Linked DNA regions of Homo sapiens: region 1 is linked to region 2. A link is an interaction called in ENCODE POLR2A ChIA-PET data of the cell type or tissue named here. Cell type or tissue: CD4-positive, alpha-beta T cell. All regions are shown on one strand. Links, peaks and the distances in the headings refer to the core of each region. The heading gives the core; the rest is flanking DNA. Region 1 overlaps GRK2 (G protein-coupled receptor kinase 2). Region 2 overlaps LOC100130987 (a long non-coding RNA gene).

What was found. Peaks named below come from ENCODE experiments on the same cell type or tissue, not always from the same donor. Only the 100,000 strongest peaks of a DNase experiment are listed, where the experiment ranks them.
Region 1: POLR2A ChIA-PET joins it to region 2 with 5 read pairs; 16 of 35 experiments call an interaction of 5 or more read pairs at or near these places.

What each region holds. Positions count from the first base shown.
Region 1 is chr11:67,278,505-67,282,831 of GRCh38, reverse strand. It overlaps GRK2 (G protein-coupled receptor kinase 2), which reads right to left. Exons shown (of 21, transcript NM_001619.5): 3 at 3,559-3,632; 4 at 3,313-3,414; 5 at 3,132-3,206; 6 at 2,932-2,993; 7 at 2,049-2,100; 8 at 1,648-1,739; 9 at 1,274-1,373; 10 at 1,104-1,182; 11 at 880-1,010; 12 at 467-561; 13 at 290-397; 14 at 14-80. Among named protein-coding and RNA genes, the nearest start is that of ANKRD13D, 8.6 kb to the left of the region's middle. In CD4-positive, alpha-beta T cell, for the core only: no CTCF peak of the experiment used is centred there; no DNase peak of the experiment used is centred there; H3K4me3 peaks cover 209 bases; H3K27ac peaks cover 3,985 bases.
Region 2 is chr11:67,341,967-67,346,346 of GRCh38, reverse strand. All of the region lies in intron 2 of LOC100130987 (a long non-coding RNA gene), which reads right to left. Among named protein-coding and RNA genes, the nearest start is that of POLD4, 9.4 kb to the left of the region's middle. In CD4-positive, alpha-beta T cell, for the core only: a CTCF peak has its summit at 328; DNase peaks (open chromatin) are centred at 316 and 1,885; H3K27ac peaks cover 1,321 bases.

The DNA of each region.
Region 1 (4,327 bases), core at 1-4,000, 63 kb after region 2:
GACCTGCACCCACCATCGTCAGCGTCATGCGGTCGATCTCATGCTTGTCTTTGGTCTTGTGCTGCCGGAAGGGGCTGTGCCTGGGCAAGAAAGGCCAAAAACCAATGTCAAAGGACAGGAATGGGGAAAGGGAGGCAGGCAGCATGGATGAGCTGTGGCCAAAGTCAGGGACGGTGCCAACCCTACCACCAAGGCAGCTATGGGCTCCCCTCCTTTGGCATCCCACCTGGATTGGGGAGGAACTTCTCTTAGCCCCAACCCACCTGCCCACCTGGGATGGGCCACTCACCCCCGCAGCAACTTGAAGAGCATGCACCCCAGAGAGAACCAGTCGGCACTGCTGTCGTAGGCCACGCCCTTCTGCAGGACCTCCGGAGCCATGTACCCGTGGGTGCCCCTGTGGGAGCAAGGGGGCCATAAGCGGGAGTGGCAAGGGGTGGGGAGGGAGAGGGTGGGGGGCACTCACACGCTGGCATGGGGCTTCTTCTTGGAGAAGTCACAGGCCAGGCCCAGGTCCGAGATCCGCACGTGGCCATGCTCGTCCAGAAGGATGTTGGCTGGCTGTGAAGGAAGCCCAGTGAGCTGCCTGGGGCAGCTCAGGATGGGGCCCAGCCAGGCAAGATGCCAGCTGGGTCACTGCTTCACTGGAGAGGACGATGGGTACCCAAAGAAAGGGCAAAGGTGGGGGTCCTCTCTCCTGTCCCCAGCTACAACCTGGACCCAGAGAGTGGCTCGGTGGGAAGGGCAGGGGCGGAGATGGGAAGATACGGGGCGGCCATGTCCCAGGAGCCCCACTCCTCTGGGCCTGGTGGCCGGGATGTCGAGAGGAAGGAGAGGACAGCCACGGAGGTCCAGCCTGGGGACAGCAGGGGCGCTCACCTTCAGGTCCCGGTAGACCACGAAGCGGTTGTGCATGTGCTCCAGGCCCAGGATGATCTCGGCCGCATAGAAGCGCATGTCAGCCTCTGAGAAGACCCCGTGCTGGGAGAGGTGGTAGTGCAGGTCCCCACCTGAGGGAGGCAGTCCCACAGGCAGCACTCAGTGTCTTGCCCCAGCCTCCCGTGCCTGGGCCCGGCCCACCCTAGGGCCCGGCCAGCACTCACCGTTCATGAGGTCCAGGATGAAGCTGAGCTTGTCTGGCGTGTGGAACGCGTATGACATGCAGACAATGAATGGGCAGTCCTAGGAGGGGAGAGGAGGGGAGGGGGCGGGCAGTTAGCAGGGGCGCCCGGGGTTCCAGAGCCTCAGCGGCAGCCCGGCCCACCCAGCTCACCCCAGTGCTGACGAGCGAGAGCATGATGCGCTCGTTCAGGGCCAGGGTCTCCCCCTGCTTCATCTTGATGCGCTTTTTGTCCAGGCACTTCATGGCGTACCTACGGGGCAGAGGTCGGCAGTCAACACCCACCCTCAGAGCAGGGGCCCAGGGCTGCCTCAGGGGGCGCTTGAGGGAAAGACTAGACCCAGGACCAGCGTGTGACACAAATCAGAGACAGGGAGGGCTGGGGCCAGAGGAGCCTGCGGGGGTAACAGCACGGCAAGACAGGAGTGCATGGAGCAGCAGGTGGCCCTGTGTGGAACCCGGCCTGTCAGGGTCCCCCAGGAGCCCGGCTCCCCGAGGTATCCCACCGCGCCGAGCAGGGTGCTCACATCTTGCCTGTGTCAGCCTTCCGGCACCCATAGACCTCGCCAAAGCCCCCGCGCCCAATGATGCGATGCACGCTGAAGTCATTCATGGTCAGCTGAGGGGCAGCGACAGCTGCGGTCACCACAGGCTGCCTCTGCCCAGCCCTGGGGCAGAGGCACCTGGGCAGCAGGGGCTGGCCCCATGCCAGGGTCCCCATACCCATGTCCTGGCCATCCTTGCCACATATTTACCTGCTCCGGCCTCCCCATGCTGGGATCCCGGCCCTGACCCCCATAGCCACGGCCCTGGGGGCTAAAGGACAGACATCCCCTGACCTCCCCCTCCCAGCCAAGCCACAGGCCCAGCTCCCGGGAGAGGAGCAGCAGGGTGCGTGGCTTTCCATGCCCCACCCAAGCCCACTCACGTGGATGTTGAGCTCCACATTCTTCCACTGGCAAAACCGTGTGAACTTATCGCTGGAAAAGAAGAATCAGGGCTCAGGGGCCACTCAGAATGTGGGAAGGATGATGCTGTCGTGAGCCTCCCCACCCAGCCGCCACTCCCTGGGGTCCCGTGAGGGTAGGTGTGGAAACATCACGAGCGTTAATGTCCTCTTCCAGGAAGGATATGTTGAGGGCCTGCCCGCCCACAGCACCAGTCAGGGCTGCTTGGGTGCCCAGCATGGCCCTCGGCCACCTGGCCGTGGCTTCCTGCTGGAATCAGATCCGCACAGAAAGGAGGTCTTCCAGTCTAACCCAGACTTCCTGCTACCATATCCTTGACAAGTACGTCTCCTGTCCCTGCTTGCATACCCCCAGTGACACAGAGCTCACTCCATGGCTGGGCAGCAGTGACCCTAAAACAGCTGCTCCCTAAAGCTGGCTGAAATCTACCTACAATTCCCACCCACCGCGCCAACTCTGGCTGTGAGGGTCACGGGGGCCATGCGCTCTACTGGGCCTACCCCTACCAGGACTCTGATGCTTCTCAGTCCAGGTGGGCCAGCAAGGTGCTATACAGCCCACGGGAGAGAAAGAGGCACAGGTGGCACAGCTCTCCTAGCTCCCTGGAGCTAGGAGACTGCCTGGGATGGGCTTTGAGCTGCCTGGTGCTGAGGAGGGCAGGGTGGGAGATGACCTGCAGCCTGTCTGACTTCTCAGGAGTCCTTGCAAGGGGGCCGCTGACGGGCCAGCCACCTGCCTGCTCAGGGCCTAATGAAGGCTGGCTTCTGCCCTCCACGCCAGCCATACCCCTTCTGAGAGCGGCCCCTCCCTCCCCCTTCCTCTCCCACACTTCCCTGCTCTCACCTCTCAATGAATTTCTGGAACACGTCCCCTCGGAGGTTTTGACAAATCTCTTCGATGTATGGCTAAGGGAGGAAGCTGGAAGTTGGTGACTGAGCCCCGAGAGACCGTGGTTGCCCAGGCCCCACCCCTGGCTGACCAGGCTTGTTGACCAGGGGCTGTCCAAGGTGACCTTGCCTGGGGAGGGACCGGGAGGCACACACCTGGAAGAGATCCGGAGGCACCTGCTTCTTCCCCAGGTGGCCTTGGACATGCTCAGTGGCACTCTTCGAGAAGGGCTGGGGAAGACAGAGGTGGCCATGAATTCTCAGCAGGGTCCTCTCTTCCCCTCCCAATCTGCAGGTGACTCTGGGCCAGCACACAGGGCCAGCTGAGGACACTCACATGCGAGCAGGCCAGCAGCTCCTTCATGATGTATGAGTCGAAGATCTCCCGGCTGCGGGCCACACGCTCCTCCTCCGTCTCCAGCTTCTCGTACTTCTTGATCTGGAGGACAGGATTCCTGCAGGTCATCTAGAGCCCAGCAGGGAATGGGGATGCCCACACCAGGCAGCTTGTGGGTTCCACAAAGCCGCCCCAACCTCCTCCCCTTTCTCCAGGCAGAGCAGGGCTTGGGCCTCTGGGTCTCACCTCCTCATAGAATTCCACCAAGGGCCTGGCCTCCTCCAGGTGGTTCAGGCAGAAGTCTCGGAAGAGCAGGTACCCTGAAGGCAACAGTGTAAGGTCACAGAGCCACGCCTCTCTCAGAGGCCTTCCCATCATTGTGGATGGTGTGGGTTGGGCTCCCTGGGCAGAACTGGCTATGGAGGTGGCAAAGGTGGTCTCGGCCCCAGGCAAGGGGTGGGCCAGGCAGCTGCTAAGGCTGCTGCCAACGTGAAGATTCCTGGATTCTGGGTTGGGGCCCCTGTGTTTCTACCCTCTTCCTGAAATCTGTTTCCCCAGGTGGTAGCTGGACGGCGATGGGCACCAGGGTGAGGCAGAGGAGCGGGGTTGGCTCTGGCATCAGGGAGCCCTGGCTTAGCACCTGGGCCCCCACTCACTGCAGCCCAGGGCCCTGCGCCTGCTCTGTGAGGCCGATACCCCCCACCGGGGCGGGCTGTGCAGGTGCAACACGATTCAGTCTGGGGGCCCTGGGATGCTGTGGCCACCGGGGCCAGGTCAGGCTGCAGCATGGGGAAAAGGTTAGCAGGGGGCTCTGAGGCCACACCACTCCTCTGGACCCTGCCCCACTCCAGTGTCTGGCTGATTTGCACAGCAGCCTGAGAAACAGGCAGGGAGGGTGGGTCCAGTTGGGGAAACTAGGGCTCAGGGAGCTGGTCAGACACACTGTCTGTGGCAGAGGCTCAAGTGGAACTCAGGGCTACTCCACCAAATGGCAGGTCCCTGGGAAAGAGGTTGG
Region 2 (4,380 bases), core at 274-4,273:
AGACACTGTCAGGAAGCATGGAGGGGACTTGCCCTCAATTCCATTCCTCCATTTCCCACTTCCCGCTATCCTCGTTTTGTAGTTCTCTCGAGTGTCTTTGGCTGTCATGGTAACTACCAGTACCACACCCCTCTATGAAGGCCACACTGATTCATTCTTTATTGACTCAGGTGTGGCAACATTTATCCACCCTCAGACAAACTCACTAGTAGCTTGAAGGTTTAAGGAGCTAATTTACCAAGAAACTAAAGTCAACACAGGAAAGAAGCAAGTTTCTGAACTGGTCTAGAAACAGAAGAAAACTACAACAGTGCCAGCTTGAGGCCAATTTGGGTTACTGCCACCTCTGGGACTCAAGAGATTCTCAAAATGATTCCTGGTTTTCCACGCAGTTTATCCACCTGAGTCTATCCACCTGAGTCCTAAGCTAGAAAACCATAACTTTGTGCTAGTCATGGCAGATGCAAATGATTAGAACCCCAGGCCCTAAGCCCCAAGAGCTCACTGTAGTAGGGAGACAGAAAACAGACGCGCAAGTATACTTCAAACAATGCTGCAAGACAGGCATGGGCCTGGCCTATGACAACCTTCAGCTGAGTATGTAAGGACGAGTAGGGGTGCCCTCCAGGTGAACAAGTGATGGTAGACCATGTGTTGGCATCTGAGATCTGAGTCCTTCTTAAGCCCAACTTTGGTCCTTTGTCTCTTGAAGGAAAAGGCATCTCCTAGGAGCTCCCTCTGGGATGTGAGCCTCCATCCTGACCTCGTGGATGCCCCTTCACCTCACCTAGAGGCGCCAATGGTTCCTATGCCTGCAGGCCCTGCCCTTGACTGCAGGATGTTTTTCACTCTGTGCAGCCTTCCCTGAAGAGAGTTAAGGATTTCCCCTCTGCTTCCCACGGTAACCTGTTTCTGTTTTATTACAGCATGTCACATTGCCACAACAATACGCTTCATTGTTTTCAGTGCTAGAGAATATTTTATCTCTGCTGGTGTATACCTAACACAAGGTTGGCTACATAGTAAGCGCTCAAAGCTGGCTGAGGTTGGTCATAGTGGCTTACCCCTGTAATCCTAGCACTTTGGGAGGCTGAGGAAAGAGGATCACTTGAGCCCAGGAGTTTGAGACCAGCCTGGGCAACAAAGGGGTATCCTGTCTCTACAAAAAACAAAAAAAAACTAAAAATTAGCTCGGTGTGGCACACGCCTGTGGCCCCAGATAGTGGGGCTGAGGCAGGAGGATCACTTGAGCCCATGAAGTTGAAATGCAGTGAGCCATATTCCCACTACAGCACTCCAGCCTGAGCAACACAGCAAGACCCTGTGTAAAAAAAAAAAAAAAAAAAAAAAAAAAGCTGACCAAATCGTCCCACTTCACTCACATCTACTTTTTTTTTTGAAACAAACTCTTGCTCTATCCCCCAGGCTGGAGTGCAGTGGCATAATCTTGGCTCACAGCAACCTCTGCCTCCCAGGTTCAAGGGATTCTCTTGCCTCAGCCTCCCGAGTAGCTGGGATTACAGGCAGGCACCACCATGCCCAGCTAATTTTATATTTTTAGTAGAGACGGGGTATCACCATGTTGACCAGACTGGGCTCGAACTCCTGACCTCAGGTGATCTGCCCACGTCGGCCTCCCAAAGTGCTGGGATTACAGGTGTGAGCCACTGTGCCCAGCCTACTCACACGTACTTTTTGATCCTGTCTAGCCCGTGAGAATCATTTGTGTGAGAGTTGTAAATGCAACTCTTTGGGCTCTAAGTCACTTCTCCATAGGAGTTGTGTGGCCTTGATGGCAGGAGCCATCTTCTCCTAAGGCCTTCTCAGTGAGGAAGGCATCAAAGCTGTCAACTGCAGAAGCAGGCCCTTTTCGTTTCCTGTTTTGAAGCCTGTGCCTCCAGTGGGCTGGCCATGGAGTGCTTAGCTGAGGTCCTCTGAGGTGCAGAGTAGAGACAGTCATCATTGCAGTGAGCCATCCAGCCCACCTCTCCACATGCTCTCGGGAGAATGGCTGGCCAGGATCTGACTATTCTAGTTCTGCAATGCTGGAGTATACACTTGTACAACTCCAAGGACACTAATTTGGCATTATATATCAAAATTATAAATGCACCTATCCTTTTCAGTCTATATCTAGAAATTTATCCTACAGATACGTTGGTATATGTAAAATAACATATGTAAGGTTATTTATTATAAAACTCTTTGTAATAGCAAAGAACATAAATAGCCTAAAAGTCTGTCATCCATAAGAGACTGGGCCAGGTGCGGTGGTTCACACCTGTAATCCCAAATATTTGGGGGGCCAAGGTGGGAGGTTGCTTGAGGCCAAGGGTTCAAGTCCAGCCCAGGTAACATAGCAAAATCTTGTCTCTACAAAAACTGTTAAAAATTAGCCCACTGTGGCGGCTTGCACCTGTGGTTCCAGCTACTCGGGAGGCTGACGTTGGGGAGGACCCCTTGAGCCTGGTAGGTTGAGGCTGTAATGAGGTGTGACTGTACCACTGTACTCCAGCCTAGGTGACAGAGCAAGACTCTGTCTCCAAAAAAAAATAAGGGCCAAGTGCAGTGGCTCATGCCTATAATCCCAGCATGTTGGGAGGCCAAGGCAGGAGGATTGCTTAAGCTCAAGAGAATTTGAGACCAGTCTGGGGCAACAGAGTGAAACACCATCTCTATGTGGAAAAAAAAAAAATTAATTAATTCTCGTTATGTTGCCCAGGATGGTCTTGAACTCCTGGACTCAAGCAATCTTCCTGCCTCAGCCTCCCAAAGTGCTGGGATTACTGGCATGAGCCACCATGCCTGGCCAAGTTCATTCACTTTTGTTGCTGAATAATATTCCATTGTGTATTGGCCGGGCACAGTGGCTCACACCTGTAATCCCAGCACTTTGGGAAGCCAAGGCGGGCAGATCATGAGGTCAGGAGTTCAAGACCAGCCTGACCACCATGGGGAAACCCCGTCTCTACTAAAAATACAAAAAAAATTAACCAGGTGTGGTGACGCGCGCTTGTAATTCCAGCTACTCAGGAGGCTGAGGCAGGAAAATTGCTTGAACCTTTGAGGCAGAGGTTGCAGTGAGCCGAGATCGTGCCACCACACTCTAGCCTGGATGACAGAGCAAGACTCCGTCTCAAAAAAAAAAAAAAAAAAAAAAATCCATTGTGTGAATATACTAAAATGTATTTATCCCATTTATCAGCTGATGAACATTTGGGTTGTTTCCAGTTTTAGACTCTGATGGATGGAGCTGTTATAAACATTCATGTACAAGTCTTTGTGTGGGCAGGTTTTCATTTTTTCTTGGCTATATGCCAAAGAATCATATTGCTACATTATATATCATATATATATATTTGACTTTAGAGTAAACTGCCAGTCTGTTTTCCGAAGTGGTTCTACCATTTTATTTTTTTGAGATGGAGTATTGCTCTGTCACCCAGGCTGGAGTGCAATGGCACAATCAAAGTTTACTGCAGCCTCAAACTTTTGGGCTTAAGCAATCCTCCCACCTCAGCCTCCAGAGTAGCTGGTACTGGAGGTGTGAGCTGCTGTGTCTGGCCATGCTCTATTGTTTTCTTTGCTGTGCAGAAGCTTTTTGTTTGATGTAATCCCATTGGTCTACTTTTGCTTTGGTTGCCTGTGCTTTTGAGGTCCTATCTCAAAAATCCTTGCCTAGGTCAATGTCAGGAAGCATTTCTCCTGTGTTTTCTTCTAGTAGTTTTATAGTTTGAGGTCTTATATTTAAGTCTTTAATCCATTTTGAGTTAATTTTTGTCATTCTTCTGAATGTGGATATCCAGTTTTCCCAGCACCACTTATTGAAGAGACCATCTTTTCCCCAATGTATATTCTTGGCACCTTTACTGAAAATCAGTTGTGTGAATTTATTTCTGGGTTATCTATACTGTTCCACTGGTCTATGTGTATGTTTTTATGACTGTACCATGCTGTTTTGGTTACTATAGCTTTGTAGTATATTTTGAACTCAGGTAGTATGATGCCTCCAGCTTTGTTATTTTTGCTTAGGATTGCTTTGGCTATTTGGGGTCTTTAGTGGTTCCAGATAAAATTTTTGGAATTTTTTTTTTTTTTGAGACAGAGTCTCGCTTTGTCACCCTAGCTGGAGTGCAGTGGGGCGATCTTGGATCACTGCAACCTCTGCCTCCCAGGTTCAAGGGATTCTCCTGCCTCAGCCTCCCGAGTAGCTGGGATTTCAGGCGCGTGCCACCACACCTGGCTAATTTTTGTATTTTTAGTAGAGATGGGGTTTCACCACGTTGGCCAGGCTGGTCTCAAAATTCTTGACCTCAAGCAATCCACCTGCCTTCCTCGGCCTCCCAACGTGCTGGGATCATAGGCGTGAGCCACTGCACC